Linked DNA regions of Homo sapiens: region 1 is linked to region 2. Evidence: chromatin contacts called from ENCODE Hi-C or POLR2A ChIA-PET data. All regions are on one chromosome and are shown on one strand. Each heading gives the region's core, a stretch centred on a gene start or an enhancer-like site at or near the end of the contact. The rest is flanking DNA. Distances are from core to core; before and after follow the strand shown.

Evidence for each region. Hi-C counts contacts between places; a loop is a spot of excess contacts on that map. ChIA-PET counts read pairs that join two places held with the same protein, here RNA polymerase II (POLR2A). Pooled maps may share reads with other maps.
Region 1: a map of ascending aorta shows a loop between it and region 2 (2.4-fold over the local background). The contact joins the promoter of TSPAN2 here to the promoter of DENND2C in region 2. A Hi-C loop is called at or near these places in 2 of 168 maps with a recorded cell type or tissue (ascending aorta and naive thymus-derived CD4-positive, alpha-beta T cell) and 8 of 50 pooled maps. POLR2A ChIA-PET finds 5 or more read pairs at or near these places in 1 of 52 experiments (WTC11).

Annotation. Positions count from the first base shown.
Region 1 is chr1:115,088,250-115,091,074 of GRCh38, reverse strand. TSPAN2 (tetraspanin 2) reads left to right here and starts at 1,572. Exons shown (of 8, transcript NM_005725.6): 1 at 1,572-1,711. The coding sequence starts at 1,643.
Region 2 is chr1:114,668,380-114,671,310 of GRCh38, reverse strand. It overlaps DENND2C (DENN domain containing 2C), which reads left to right and starts at 1,262. Exons shown (of 21, transcript NM_001256404.2): 1 at 1,262-1,328. LOC124904354 (a long non-coding RNA gene) reads right to left here and starts at 900. Exons shown (of 2, transcript XR_007066465.1): 1 at 661-900; 2 at 357-462. RefSeq lists an enhancer at 889-1,048 and a silencer at 1,169-1,258.

The DNA of each region.
Region 1 (2,825 bases), core at 323-2,822, 420 kb before region 2:
AGCACTTTCATTTTTCTGTCTTTGACTCGTTTTTATAAATGAGTCGATATTCAAACAAATGTCCAAAGACACAGAGGTAGGCAAAGATGGCAACATGGTAGAAACTGAATGGTTGACTGATAAGAGTGTGATACAATAATACTAACCCTTATGCAGTACTTAATCTGTGCCAGGCACTGTTCTAGGCACTTCACAAATACTAACTCATTTATCTTCACAACTCTATGAGGGGAGTACTATTACCTCCATGTTGCACGTGGGGACACTCGGGGCCAATGACAGTTTGGCACATTGGTCAGCCGACTGAAAGCTGTGATTTGGCTCCTGCCTTCCTGACTCACTCTGCCCCCACCAGGCTTCACTCGGGCTAACTGCGGTTCTCAGAACTCCCTTGGAGGCCTTGTTCTCTCCAGCTCTGTGCTTTTGCGCATGCTGTCTTCCTGGACTGATCTTTTCCGCCTGGGCTCCGTCTTCTAGACCAGATCAGGCCCCTCTCCTTAGCAATGCCTTTTCTGGTTAAGGCAGTCAGGCCAGGCACACCTGTCTAGCACCCAGCCCTTCTCTCCTCACCCTATTTGCTTACAGATCTGTCTCCAACACCAGAGACTGTGGTTCTGGGCCTGGCTGTCTCCTCATTGTTGAGTCCCTGGGGCTTGCTACTATGTCTGGCCTATAATAGGCACTCAAAGTTTTGCTGAATTTATGCATAAGCTCTCCGAATTTTGCTTTCTTGTCTCCCCCATACTGTCTGACACCACATATTGTAGACACTTAGTCAATGGAAGTGGGAGTCTGATTTTCCTGCCAACAGCCTAACTTAATAAAAACAAAGCAAAACAAAAACCGCCCCCTTCCCCTTTCTCCCATCTCCACATCATAATTAAGATCCCGAAAATTTGGGATCCTTCCAAGCCCTCCGATCAGTGGAACCCGGCAGGACATGAGAAGTCAGACTCCCTCCACTGGCCGGCTGGGTTGAGGGCAGCCCACAGGACTCAGGGCGCCGCCTCCCGCACCCTCTCTCAGTTCTTGCCTATTAAGGTAAGAGTCCCCCGAGGAGGGGGGAGGGGCCGGAGGGAGGGTCCCCTAGAAGCTGCTTGTGTGCTTGCTCCGCGCCGCGGAGCCGCAGCCCTGGACACTCAGTCAGGTGCCCCGCGACTGGTCCTGCCAGCTTCGGGGCAACCTCCGACCCCACTTAGCTCTTCTACCCGAGGTCACCTTCCTAGATTTCCATAGCCACGAGACCAAGTGCTTATCCCTCAAGCATCGCCCGGGCCTCAAACCGGTCTCCGCACAGGGCGCTGATTAAATGGGTCCCCAGTCCCCGGTGGGCGCTCCCGCCCTGCAGGTGCTCCGATAGCCGGCGGCGGTGCGCCCACTGGAGGGAAGGAAGGTGGTCCCTGGGTCCGGGAGAAGAGCGAACGTGCTCCCTCGGGCTGCTCGATCTCCACCCGCTGGCGCCCCCACCCGTCGCCAGCCACGCCGCTTGGGGTCCACGCGCCCCTCCCCGCCGGGCCCCGCCCCGCCCCCCGGAGGCCCCGCCCCGGTCCTCCCCGCTCCGCCCCCTCCCCGCCGGAGCCTGCCGCTCCCCGCGCTCGTAGCGCGGGCCTGGGGACTGGGGATCCCGCCGCCGGGCCGCAGCATGGGGCGCTTCCGCGGGGGCCTGCGGTGCATCAAGTACCTGCTGCTTGGCTTCAACCTGCTCTTCTGGGTGAGACCAGGAGCCGGGAGGGCCGGTCAGGGCAGGGGGCCGGGTGGCGGGCGCGGGGCCGGGGTCCCCGAGCTGCTGACTGCGGCGTCCGAGTCGCGCTCGTGGGGAGGGCTGGGTGCTCAAACGCGGAGGCGAGGAGAAGGCAAACAAAGAGGGAGGGGAGGGATGGAAGGGAGAGAACGGGAAGACAGAAGGTTGATCAATGAGAAATGGTGAGAAGGGGAGAGACACCGTGTGGCTCTTTCCTGGAAGGAACCCCCACCTGCCTTGGTTTTTATCTCCCAGCTAGTGACCCCAGGTGCGGGGACCCAGCCTCTCCTCACCTCCGGAGGACTTGGGTCCCTGTTCCCCTCCAGTCTCCCGTGCACACACCCCCTTTTCACTCTGCCTACCAGCTGGAACCAGGGCCTGGCCAGGGTGATGGGAGAGAAACCCCTGCCCTGGGGCTGCCTGGGGTGGTGCTCCATTCGAGTGTGTGGACACTGTACCTGGCTGTGATGGTTTTGTTTAGGAAATTGGAGATAGGAGTGAAAATTGTGGTGGGGGGGCGTCGTCCTTTTTCTGGGCATCAGGGTAAGAGTACCCCTGGGTGAGAGGAGGTGGTGGGTTCTCTTCTGAGAAGGGGATGGGGAATGGAAGGGCTTCTAAAGGGCAGCAGCAGCTCTCCACAACCCCCAGCCGCAGCCTCTGCTAAATACTAATTCTCCCAGAGATGATCTCATTCAACTTTGCAGGGTTTGATTGAACTGACAGCGTTCCCAGGATTCATGGTTCACAGAGAGATAGGATCTTGACCCTTGTCTCCTATATTATCGAGACAGGGATACAGCTAGACCAGACCTACATCCCTGGATACCCTGTCCCAGGGCCTGCAGGACTGTGAGACAAGGTCTGAAAATTGTCTTTTCTGCACATTTCCTCTTGGGCTTTCTTAAGAGAATGTCAGCCAGTGTAACTGCTCAGCTAGACCCTGAGGGGAAACATTGGATAAAGAGGTTTGAGAGCAGCCAGGGCCTGGGTGCTTTGAAACTACCAGGTTGGAGGAGGTGGCTGTCCTATCTGCTCTGGGGGACGTTGTCTTCCCATGATTGCAACTAATTAATTATTGAATGAT
Region 2 (2,931 bases), core at 13-2,512:
GGGGTGGTGGTGCATGCTTATAATACTAGCTGCTTGGGAGGCCGAGGTGGGACGATTCTTTGAGCCTAGGAAGTTGAGACTTCAAGTGAGCTATGATTGGGCCACCGCACTCCAGTGTGAGTGACACAAAGAGACCCTGTCTCAATAAATAAATAGATAGACACATTATATAAGAATTTTTTTTTTTTTGGTGGGGGAAGCCCATAATGATCAGTGTGCAAAATTTACTACAAACAATATCCACATTTATTTCCTCATTGGGACATGATTTTTTTTAAGTATGTCATTACTTTTTTTTCCCCCATCATAGAATGTAATTTCTGTTTTACTGTCTACAGGTGATAGTTTCACAACGGTTTGGGATATGCTACCTTTATTGTTTGGGTTAAGTTTGCTTGTGACAGTCATCCGTGATACGTAACTAAACACCTCTCTTTCTGGTAGTCTTCTATTTTGGTACCTCTGTGTGAACAAATGTAGGAAGAGTTTGGTCACCAGACCCAAGAGGCTCTGGCTGGGTGGGGTGGGGTGGGGTGGGGCGGGGCGAGGCGGGGTGGGGTGGTTAGCGAGTGCCTGGGAAACAGGCTCAACTGATCCTTGTCCCGCAGCCTCGGTGAAACTGGGTTACAGCTTGCAGTAGGCACAACACCACGCACATACCTAAGCAAGAGCGTGTTGCAGGCGGAGCGCTTAGGCATGTGTGTCTCAACAGGGCGTGGGGGCTGACCTCACGCACTGGGAGTATCAAGGCACCCCCGTTCTGAGATTCCAAGCCTGAGGTGCCGCGAGAGTTATTTGCTTCTCTTGACGTTTCAAGTTGGCACCGTAGTGCAATTGTTTGCTCACTGAGGTCAGCCTAGGAAACAGTGCTTGGATTCCCTGATTAAGCCAGGCTTTATCTTGTTGAGTAGTTGTGAAGAGTAAACCTTCACATGAAGCATAGGGCCGTCTCCGTGGGGCCGATGCGACGGCAGGCGAAGGCGATGGAGCTCTGGCTCGAGGGCTTGGCCGGACGACGGTGACACTGGTCGCCCGCCTGCTGGAACTGCAGTGACCGAGGTCCTGGCAAGGTTCTGGCCATACAGCGGACTTGAGGCGTGGTGGTTCCCCTCACCGCCGGCCGGGGCGGTGTCGGAGGCGGGCATAGCGTGAGGGGTGGGAATAGGAGCCAATAAGAACTGAGCCTTGCCAGGGAGGGCGGGGCTAGGGGGTGGGGCTGCAGCCGGGACGGGGCCTTCGGCAGGGCCTGCGGGGGCGGGACGGAGCGGACCCGAGTGATACCCGGGAGACTAGCTTGGCCACAGGAGACAACGTTGAGGTACAGACAGGTAAGAGTCGGGGTGATTCGGCGCGGGGTTTTAAGCCGCAGGGGCTTCGGACTCTCGGGGCTGTCGGCATCACCCTTCTGGGCGTCGGGTGCGGGGCTGTGGCGCCGCGGCGTAGTCCTCGGACGGTGCGAGCCGAGCTGGCGGAGGTGGTGTCTCCGCGCCCCGCTGTCTCGGCACCTCCTCCGTCCGGAGGAGCAACCGGTTGTTGGGCCCAGCTTTGGGACGTCCTCTCGTGGCCGCACGGGTTGTGGCGGAGCCTGGCTGAAGACCTCCTCGCTACCTCAGGGGCTTGGGGACCCCTAGGCTGGGCGCCGCTCTCTGCTGGGGAAGAGGGAGGGAGCGCCCGGCAGCCTGGGGAAACGCGGGCTTTCTCCAAAATTAGCCAGTGAGCTTGAACTTCGACATGCTGGGACGATGCACTTCCAAACAATATTTTGCTTTTTTTGGTGTTTTGATTCTTAACAGCATCTAATACGCACAATACCGAAAGTTGTCAAGTAGAATTTTAATTTAAAAGTCTGACAGTGGAACACCTAAGAGCTTTTGAGTAACTAGAGCTGTATAGCAGCTGATGATTAGATTATGAGTCAAAAGGCTCAAGTCTAGGGCCAGAACCCGCGGAACCAGATGTGATACCTCGGCCAAATTAACTTCCTGGGCCTCTCTTTCCGTAACTGTGAAACTGGCAAGTTCATGCCTATGGGTATTCTCAGGGTCAAATCAGATGAGTGACAGTATTCTACAAATGTCAGATATTTGAACGTGCGTGTGGAGCGTGTATATTCTGTGAAGCAACTACTACTTGCCTGGTACATAGTAGGCACTTTACAAACGTTTACCCTAAAGCTAGTGATTCTTCTGCAGTGTTTTAGATAAAGTGATAGATCCTTGCTTACTGTGTAAATAAGTTGTTTAAACTTTTCCCACAAAGTGACCCCCATTGTTTGAGTGTGTCCTATTTTTAAATGATTGATGAAATTTTCTAGAATAGCACAGTGGTGTTATCTATACACTGTTGCTGAATCATTTACCGCGAAGTCTGTAGCAATCAAATAATCTACTTCTTTGTCTTAGCTAAATAGTTGTAGTTTAAGATACCTGCTAAAGTAAGCTGGGAATATTGTTCCAAATCAAGACTTTAATTTGTTTTTGTGAATTGACGGGCTGCTTATAGGAAGATTTAAATCTTCCAAAATATTGTTAATATATAGCCATATTTTTTCATACAGCCTTTATTATAGACGTTTTTGTTCTTTACTATGGATATGTGTGCGAGGGATTTTAGCGGGGAGATGGGAAATAAAAAAGAAAATGGCAGTTTTGTAACCTGTAGGCTTTTGCTGGGGATACTTGTAGGCCTGTTCTGAGTTTGCCAGGCAGAAACCAGGAAATGTAGTAATTATGTGTCTTGGTCTTTCATTAGTTGGGGTGTGTGTGTGTGTGTGTGTGTGTGTGTGTGTGTTGAATGTGGCAGTACGTTTTTTAAATGCAGCAATAAAGGAAGAATATTTATTTTTCTTAATGACAATAAGCAGTTTTCTAAAGCTGGAAATTATATTACTTTTAAATGGTCTGTAGTGAGTCTTAAGTTATAGGCAAGAAT